Linked DNA regions of Homo sapiens: region 2 is linked to region 1. Evidence: chromatin contacts called from ENCODE Hi-C or POLR2A ChIA-PET data. All regions are on one chromosome and are shown on one strand. Each heading gives the region's core, a stretch centred on a gene start or an enhancer-like site at or near the end of the contact. The rest is flanking DNA. Distances are from core to core; before and after follow the strand shown.

What was found. A loop is a pair of places that touch in the nucleus more often than their neighbours do. ChIA-PET counts read pairs that join two places held with the same protein, here RNA polymerase II (POLR2A). Pooled maps may share reads with other maps.
Region 2: a map of naive thymus-derived CD4-positive, alpha-beta T cell shows a loop between it and region 1 (15-fold over the local background). The contact joins the promoter of BEX5 here to the promoter of TRMT2B in region 1. A Hi-C loop is called at or near these places in 1 of 168 maps with a recorded cell type or tissue (naive thymus-derived CD4-positive, alpha-beta T cell) and 6 of 50 pooled maps. POLR2A ChIA-PET finds 5 or more read pairs at or near these places in 1 of 52 experiments (naive thymus-derived CD4-positive, alpha-beta T cell).

The regions. Positions count from the first base shown.
Region 1 is chrX:101,050,732-101,054,137 of GRCh38, reverse strand. TRMT2B (tRNA methyltransferase 2B) reads left to right here and starts at 2,027. Exons shown (of 14, transcript NM_024917.6): 1 at 2,027-2,321; 2 at 2,405-2,887.
Region 2 is chrX:102,154,695-102,158,027 of GRCh38, reverse strand. BEX5 (brain expressed X-linked 5) reads left to right here and starts at 2,051. Exons shown (of 3, transcript NM_001012978.3): 1 at 2,051-2,169; 2 at 3,218-3,284. RefSeq lists an enhancer at 2,095-2,234.

The DNA of each region.
Region 1 (3,406 bases), core at 778-3,277:
AAGTAAGAAATTACAGAAAGAATGTGGACGAACTCAGAGTATATACAAAAACAGGTTTTAGTGGCAAGATAGGTTATGGAAGAAAGGAAGAGACTTGGTTTGTGAAGGTGGCCTTGTCATGTAGAGGAAGCCTCCTTCCGAAAGAATAGCTGGTAAATGCTTCTTTTCAAACTTTTAAAGATGTCAGACTCTCAATCTCTCCTGGATCCAGGTAAGGCATAGAAATGGGAAGCTTGGCTGTATTCAAGGAGGTTCTCTACAGATGCAAATTTCCCCCATCTCAGTCCTCTGGTCCTGAGGCAGCCATTTCAAACATATGGCAAATACATTTATTTTGGGGTAAAATATTTTTATTTTCTTCAGAATGTATGAACACACAGTATATCAACTTATTTTGAATGATAATAGCTAACTTTGTGTACTTACTGTATTCTAAGCACTTTGTGTGTATTAACTCATTTAATCGTTGTCACAACCGTATGAGGTAGGTAAAATTATTGTGGACATTTTTTTTCAGATGATGAAACTGAAGCACTGAGTAATTAAATAACTTGCTCAGTGGACACAGCTTATCAGTGGCAGATCTGCTGGGGGTGGTGGCTTATGCCTGTAATCCCAGCACTTTGGGAGGCCGAGGCAGGCGGATCACCTGAGGTCAGGAGATCGAGACCAGCCTGACCGACGTGGTGAAACTCCATCTCTACTAAAAATACAAAAATTAGCTGGGCGTGATGGTGCACTCCTGTAATCCCAGCTACTCGGGAGGCTGAGGCAGGAGAATCGCTTGAACCTGGGAGGCGGAGGTTGCGGTGAGCCGAGATCACACCATTGCACTCTAGCCTGGGCAACAAGAGCAAAACTCTGTCTCAAAAAACAGAAAAATAGAAAATAAGTGGCAGATCTGGGCTTTGAATCCTATTCTGACTGACTCAATGTTTGCTGCTATTTGAAGTATTGGGCCTTGTTTAATTTACTACTGTACTCACTAAGGCTAACACATTGCCTTGCACATAATAGGCATGTTATGCTTTGAATAAATATTAATACATGAAATGTTGACTACAAAGTGTTTTCCACTTGAGCACAATTACTATTAAGCATAAAAATTAAATATCATTAAATGTACGTTCACTATTTTTTTTTTTTGAAACGGAGTTTCACTCTTTTTGCCCAGGCTGGAATGCAATGGCATGATCTCAGCTCACTGCAACCTCCACCACCTGGGTTCGAGTGACTCTCCTGCCTCAGCCTCCTGAGCAGCTGGGATTACAGGCGTGCGCCACCACGCCTAGCTAATTTTTGTATTTTTAGTAGAGATGGGGTTTCACCATGTTGGTCAGGCTGGTCTCGAACCCCTGACCTCAGGTGATCCTTCCGCCTCGGCCTCCCAAACTGCTGGGATTACAGGCGTGAGCCACTGCACCCACCTCGGTAGGTTCACTTTGCTGTAAATTTTACTCTATTAAAGCAACAATATTTTACAGCACACAGATGTGTGTATACTTCAAGTTTTCTTACTCGTGGCTGGGCTAATGACTCCTCTAAAAATTAGAGGTATTACTGAATGTAGTCCAGGAGGTAGTGAATCAACCAAAAAGAGACATCTGTCCTCTTTTTGAGTTCTGTAGTTGAAGAAAAAGATTATTTCTGAGGGTTTAGGATTTAATAGTCTTGAGTGGGATCCAGTGAAGAAACTATAAAGTATTTTTCTGATGCAGTGTTAAAAGAGAATGAATGCTTGAGAAACCCCACGGCCCAGAATAGATCTGGCTTTTACCAAAGGATGCCATTTCACGGAACCACCCTGTTTCTCATCTCCCAATCTTCCAACCCGTTAGGGATCTGATGTCTGCAATTCTATCATGAGAAAACTATTCCTTGAGTTGGAAGACTTAAACTGCAAGCACCCCTGGGATGGCTAACGCAGTTAACACTGCAGTGTGAACGTCTTCGTGAGTCTCTTATGTAGATCCACCAATGGGACGGTGAGGAAAGAGCAGGTGGTGGGCGGGGCCCCGGGGAGGGGAGGAGAGGAGAACTTAGAGAAGGAAGGCGGCGGGTGTCAGGGCTATGAGTGCTTTTAAGGAAGGTCTCCATAGAAGGTTCCCCCAGCAAAGTAGGGAGGGGTACTCCCCGAGAGGAGTCGAGGTGCCGGAGCCTGCTGCCTCGCCGACGCTGGGAGGAGCCCCGTGTCCCGCCGCGCTTGCCAAGGGTTGGCTGCGCGTGCGGCGGGAGTAGAGGCGCCTTGCGCACCAGGAAGTGACTGTTTCCCCGCCGCAGCAAACCAGGCCATCCGCTGGCCTTTTAGTTTGCCGCCTCAGGTTTGTAAGAGGATTTATTGGTTACGAAGGAAGGTAAGGTGGATAAATAGCCCGGAAAACCTGATTTAACCCTTGCTTTACAGAAAACTCCCTACTATGCCAAACTGTCCGCGGGGCGGGGAATGGAGGAGGCAGGCGGGGCTGGAGACGGGACCCGACGGTGACTGCGCAAGGTCGTGTACGGCCCAGCGTGGGCCTGTGCCCTAACTCCTCCCACTCCCTTACTTTCTGTCCTTCCCGGGCCCTGCAGACCGGCCAAGTTTAGTGGTAGCCTTTCCTAGTGTCTCCTCTTTGTTAACCCTTCCTACAGACACAGTGGGCAGAACTTGCCTAAAGAAGAAGGGAATGGAAGGGCTAGTGGAGTCTTGTTGGGGAGACAAGGACCTGACTGCCTGTGGGCTGCATTCGGGACACGACACAGCAGTCAACCCATTTGCTTGTTTGGTTTAGCAAGGAATAGTGTCTGGAGCCGGTCCAGCTGAAGGAAGGGTGAGCAGAGAGTGCAAGCAGGACCCTTGTCGGTGGGTGAACATTTTGCTCCAAAAGGGATCCTTGGCCCTGCGCAGGTGAGACCTACCACATAGTCTCTTTGATTTGAACCTCTCTGAGCACAGGAGAGTTAGCCTGCCTTCCTATTTGGGCTACTCTGGACTCCAGGACTCTTCCTGATCAATTCCTGAGGCAGGTATAGAACAGTCGAGCACGACTGCTCACACGCTTTTTTTTTTTTTTGCTGAGGAAAAAACTCCCAAGCATTTTTATTTTTTATTTGTTTGAGACGGAGTCTAGCTTTGTCACCCAGGCTGGAGTGCAGTGGTGCGATCTCGGCTCACTGCAACCTCCGCCTCCCGGGTTCAAGTGATTCTCCTGCCTCAGCCTCTGGAGTAGCTAGGATTACAGGCGCCTGCCACCACGCCCAGCTAATTTTTGTATTTTTAGTAGAGACTGGGTTTCACTCTGTTGGTCAGGCTGCTCTCGAACTCCTGACCTTGTGATCCGGCTGCCTCGGCCTCCCAAAGTGCTGGGATTACAAGCGAGAGCCACCGAGCCTGGCCCCCAAGCATTTATTTTTTATTTTTTATTTT
Region 2 (3,333 bases), core at 802-3,301, 1.1 Mb before region 1:
ATTTCCTGTAGCGGGGATAAAACTGATATTATCCTTCTACCTTACCTGTGTTTTCTAATTTTGCTGAGGGCTTTTTCTGGTACCTTGGGAACTTGCTCAGCCCAGGTGTAGGACAACTTAAAAGTGCCAGAGATTTTAACATCCTCAGCGTGACATCCACCAATAGAGGGCCAAGTCTGTAGAAAAATACCCCAACTTCTCATCACTAGTTAGGATAATTCTGAGGAGCACTCTAAATCATTTCTGAGACTTGGAGGGTCCCCAGCAGATTTGAGCCAGTTGCCTTTTGGTCTTGTCAGGATCTGGTGCTGTATTTAAAACAACTTTTCCATTCTATTATATAAAAAATAACATGCTAAGTTCTATTTTTAATGGTTTAATGTCTTTTATGCAAACATTTAGTGTCTATTTTTAAGTGTATGAGAATGATAAGGCACTTCATTGTTTTTGAAAATAGTCAATTATCCCGATACAATTTCTTCAATCTAACCTTTCCCCACTGATTCAAAATATTTCAATGCATTTACTAGCATTTTTTCCATATTTGGGTTTGATAATTGAATTTCTTTTCTGGTTCATTTGTTCTAAATTTATTCTGGTACACTATTATCTTAACATTGTAATTTCACAATACTTTTTAAACTTTTATTTTAAGTTCAGGAATACATGTGCAGCTTTGTTATATAGGTAAACTGATCCTCTCCCTCCTCCCATCCTCCACCCTCCTGTAGGCCCCAGTGTTGTTCCCCTCTATGTGTCCATCACAATACATTTTCATCTGTCAGGGTAGCTTCCCCAAATTATTGTCCTGAATCATCAGGGCTAGGTGTTATTGTAAATTGTGGTTACACTAATACAATTTAGAGGAGATCATCAGTTTGTCACAGGTTCTCAAGACATGAAAATCCACCAGAGAGGCTCTATTAGACTCAATGCATCATTTCACGGAAGGACATGTAGAGATCCTTCACGAGAAAATCACTTCTTTCCTTCTTTCCTTCCTCTTTTCTTTTCTTTTCTTCTTCCTTTCTTTCTCTTTCTTTCTTTCTTTCCTTCTTTCTTTCTTTCCTTCTTTCTTTCTTGACAGAGTCTCACTCTATCGCCCAGGCTTGGTGTGCAATGGTGCTACCTCGGCTCACTACAACCTCTGCCGCCCAGGTTCAAGCAATTCTCCTGCCTCAGCCTCCCGAGTAGCTGGGATTACAGGCGCCTGCCACCACGCCCAGCTACTTTTTGTATTTTTAGTAGAGACGGGGTTTCACCATCTTGGCCAGGCTGGTCTTGAACTACTGACCCCGTGATCCACCCACCTCGGCCTCCCAAAGTGCTAGGATCACAGGCACGAGCCACCGCTCCCGGCCTTATTTCAAAGTCCTTAAAGGAGGCAGGGGAATGCTTTCTGGAAGGTTTATATTTATAATATGATTCAGCAGGAGAAACAGATTGCCATGTTTTTACAACTCGAATCCTGTTTTTTCAACTGAAAATAATTGTATTGTCTAGTTATAAAAACAACAACAAAATGAATGCATGCTGATGAAAAATAAAAGGAACCCCCTTCCCAAATAAACAAACAAAAAGGAAAGTAGTTGAAGTGAAAAAAAAATTTGAATACCACTTCCTGCCTATTTTCCAGACTTCCTAGCCTCTCGCTCCCCACCCCTTCTCCGGGTTCCAATCTGGGACCAAGCCCTACAAGACTGTTAGGGCTTTACTTGCTGGACGTGAAGGGGAGAGAAGTGTGCGTTTAGGTGTATAGAAGAGGAAGAAGCGATTTTTTAAAAGCTCCAGCAGAAACCAGAGCAAGCCAAATACAAAATATTATGACCCGTTTGGTCGTGGGGATCGCTAAATAAAAAAATAGAGGGGTGGATAGTAGCCTGTGGTAGTGGTGGAGAAAGCACGAATGAAGAGAAAGGTGGCCCCGCCCACAGTCCCGCCCCCACCCTCCTGCCGCACTGCGGGTGTGAATGGTAATTGGAAATCTGAGCTCACAGTGACGTGACCCTTAGGAGACCCAGAGCCAATGCGTGGATTAGTCCCTCCTCCTAGTTGCAGTCTGGTAGTTGTCGCTGGCCGTGTGACGGCTCGCTGTTGCCCTGAAGGCAGGCGAGCCAGCTGCCCAGGAAAGGTGGAAAGTGGTAGAAGCTGACCCCTGAGCCCTGGCAGGTAGGTGGCGCTGACCGGTGTGTGAGCAGCAGAGGGCAAAGACCAGAGCGGGTCTAGGACTGGATACACACCCTTTCCAGATACACACCCGTTTAGTGCGAGAAATGGAGCGGTTGGGGAGAGGATCTCCCGAGGGGGCTGGATTGAGAATGGGTACCATTTGAGATCTCCTAGGAGGCCGGCCATCGGGCAATGTCTGATGGAGTCCAGCCGGTGGAGGAGACTGAAAGGAAACAGCCTGCTTCCTGCAGGTCCGCGGGAGGGAGGTACAGCCGGCAACCAAGGGTTGGGGAGGGCGGACCCTGCCAAGGTTTTAGGCCTGCCTTCTAGGTATCTTTTCTTCACCCTCTACCCATTTAGAGCTGGAAATGATAGGCTGCGGGGGCCGAGGAGAGGAATTGCTGCAGAGGAGGGGGACAGAGATTAGGTCTGGAAAGCAGGTCCCTATTGCGGCAGTTGAGCGGGCGAGCTTCTGACTGAGGGACAGAGGCGAGGAGCGAGAAACTGTTTTTGGTCTCAGCAGGTCGGTCGGTGTAAGCGTGGGCGCTACCTGTAGATCCTGGAGTGAGAATGACAAAGCGCAGAGACCGCAGCAGGTCCTAGTTTTCAATGCCCACATACCTCTTCACTCATCGTCCATCTTGATGCATAAAATGGTGGGCATGGGAGTGGGGATCGGGTGGAGAGAGGGCCTGATGGATATCTAGATTGAAATTCTTTGTGAATAAACTACGTATTCATTCAGCAAGCTCTTCTAACTCCCCCGCCAGGCAAGTTGCCTGCGTTGCAGAAAGGGTAACTAGATGACAGGTAAGAGGAAACAGTAGAGATGGGCGCCTAAAGAAGAGGTTAAAACGTTTTGGAAATAATCATCTTTGATGCCTATTTCTGGAAGGTGGGATAGCCTGTCACAGGGTGGGAAAAGAAGCCGTGAGACAGGATGGAGGAGAAACAGAAGGTGCTAATACTAGGAGAACCCTAAATCAACTCCCATTACCGGTCCTTTGATTAAAAGATCAGTCCTGGTAATTGTCACATTTGTCTGCAGGTCTTTAAGTGCGTTTGTGCAGCCGATTTCAAGGCTAAGAGAGAAAGACTGCCTCTGATCCCTGAAGGTAGGAGGTTGCCTGGGGCCCTCTGGTGTAGGGGTATCAAGGATCAGAG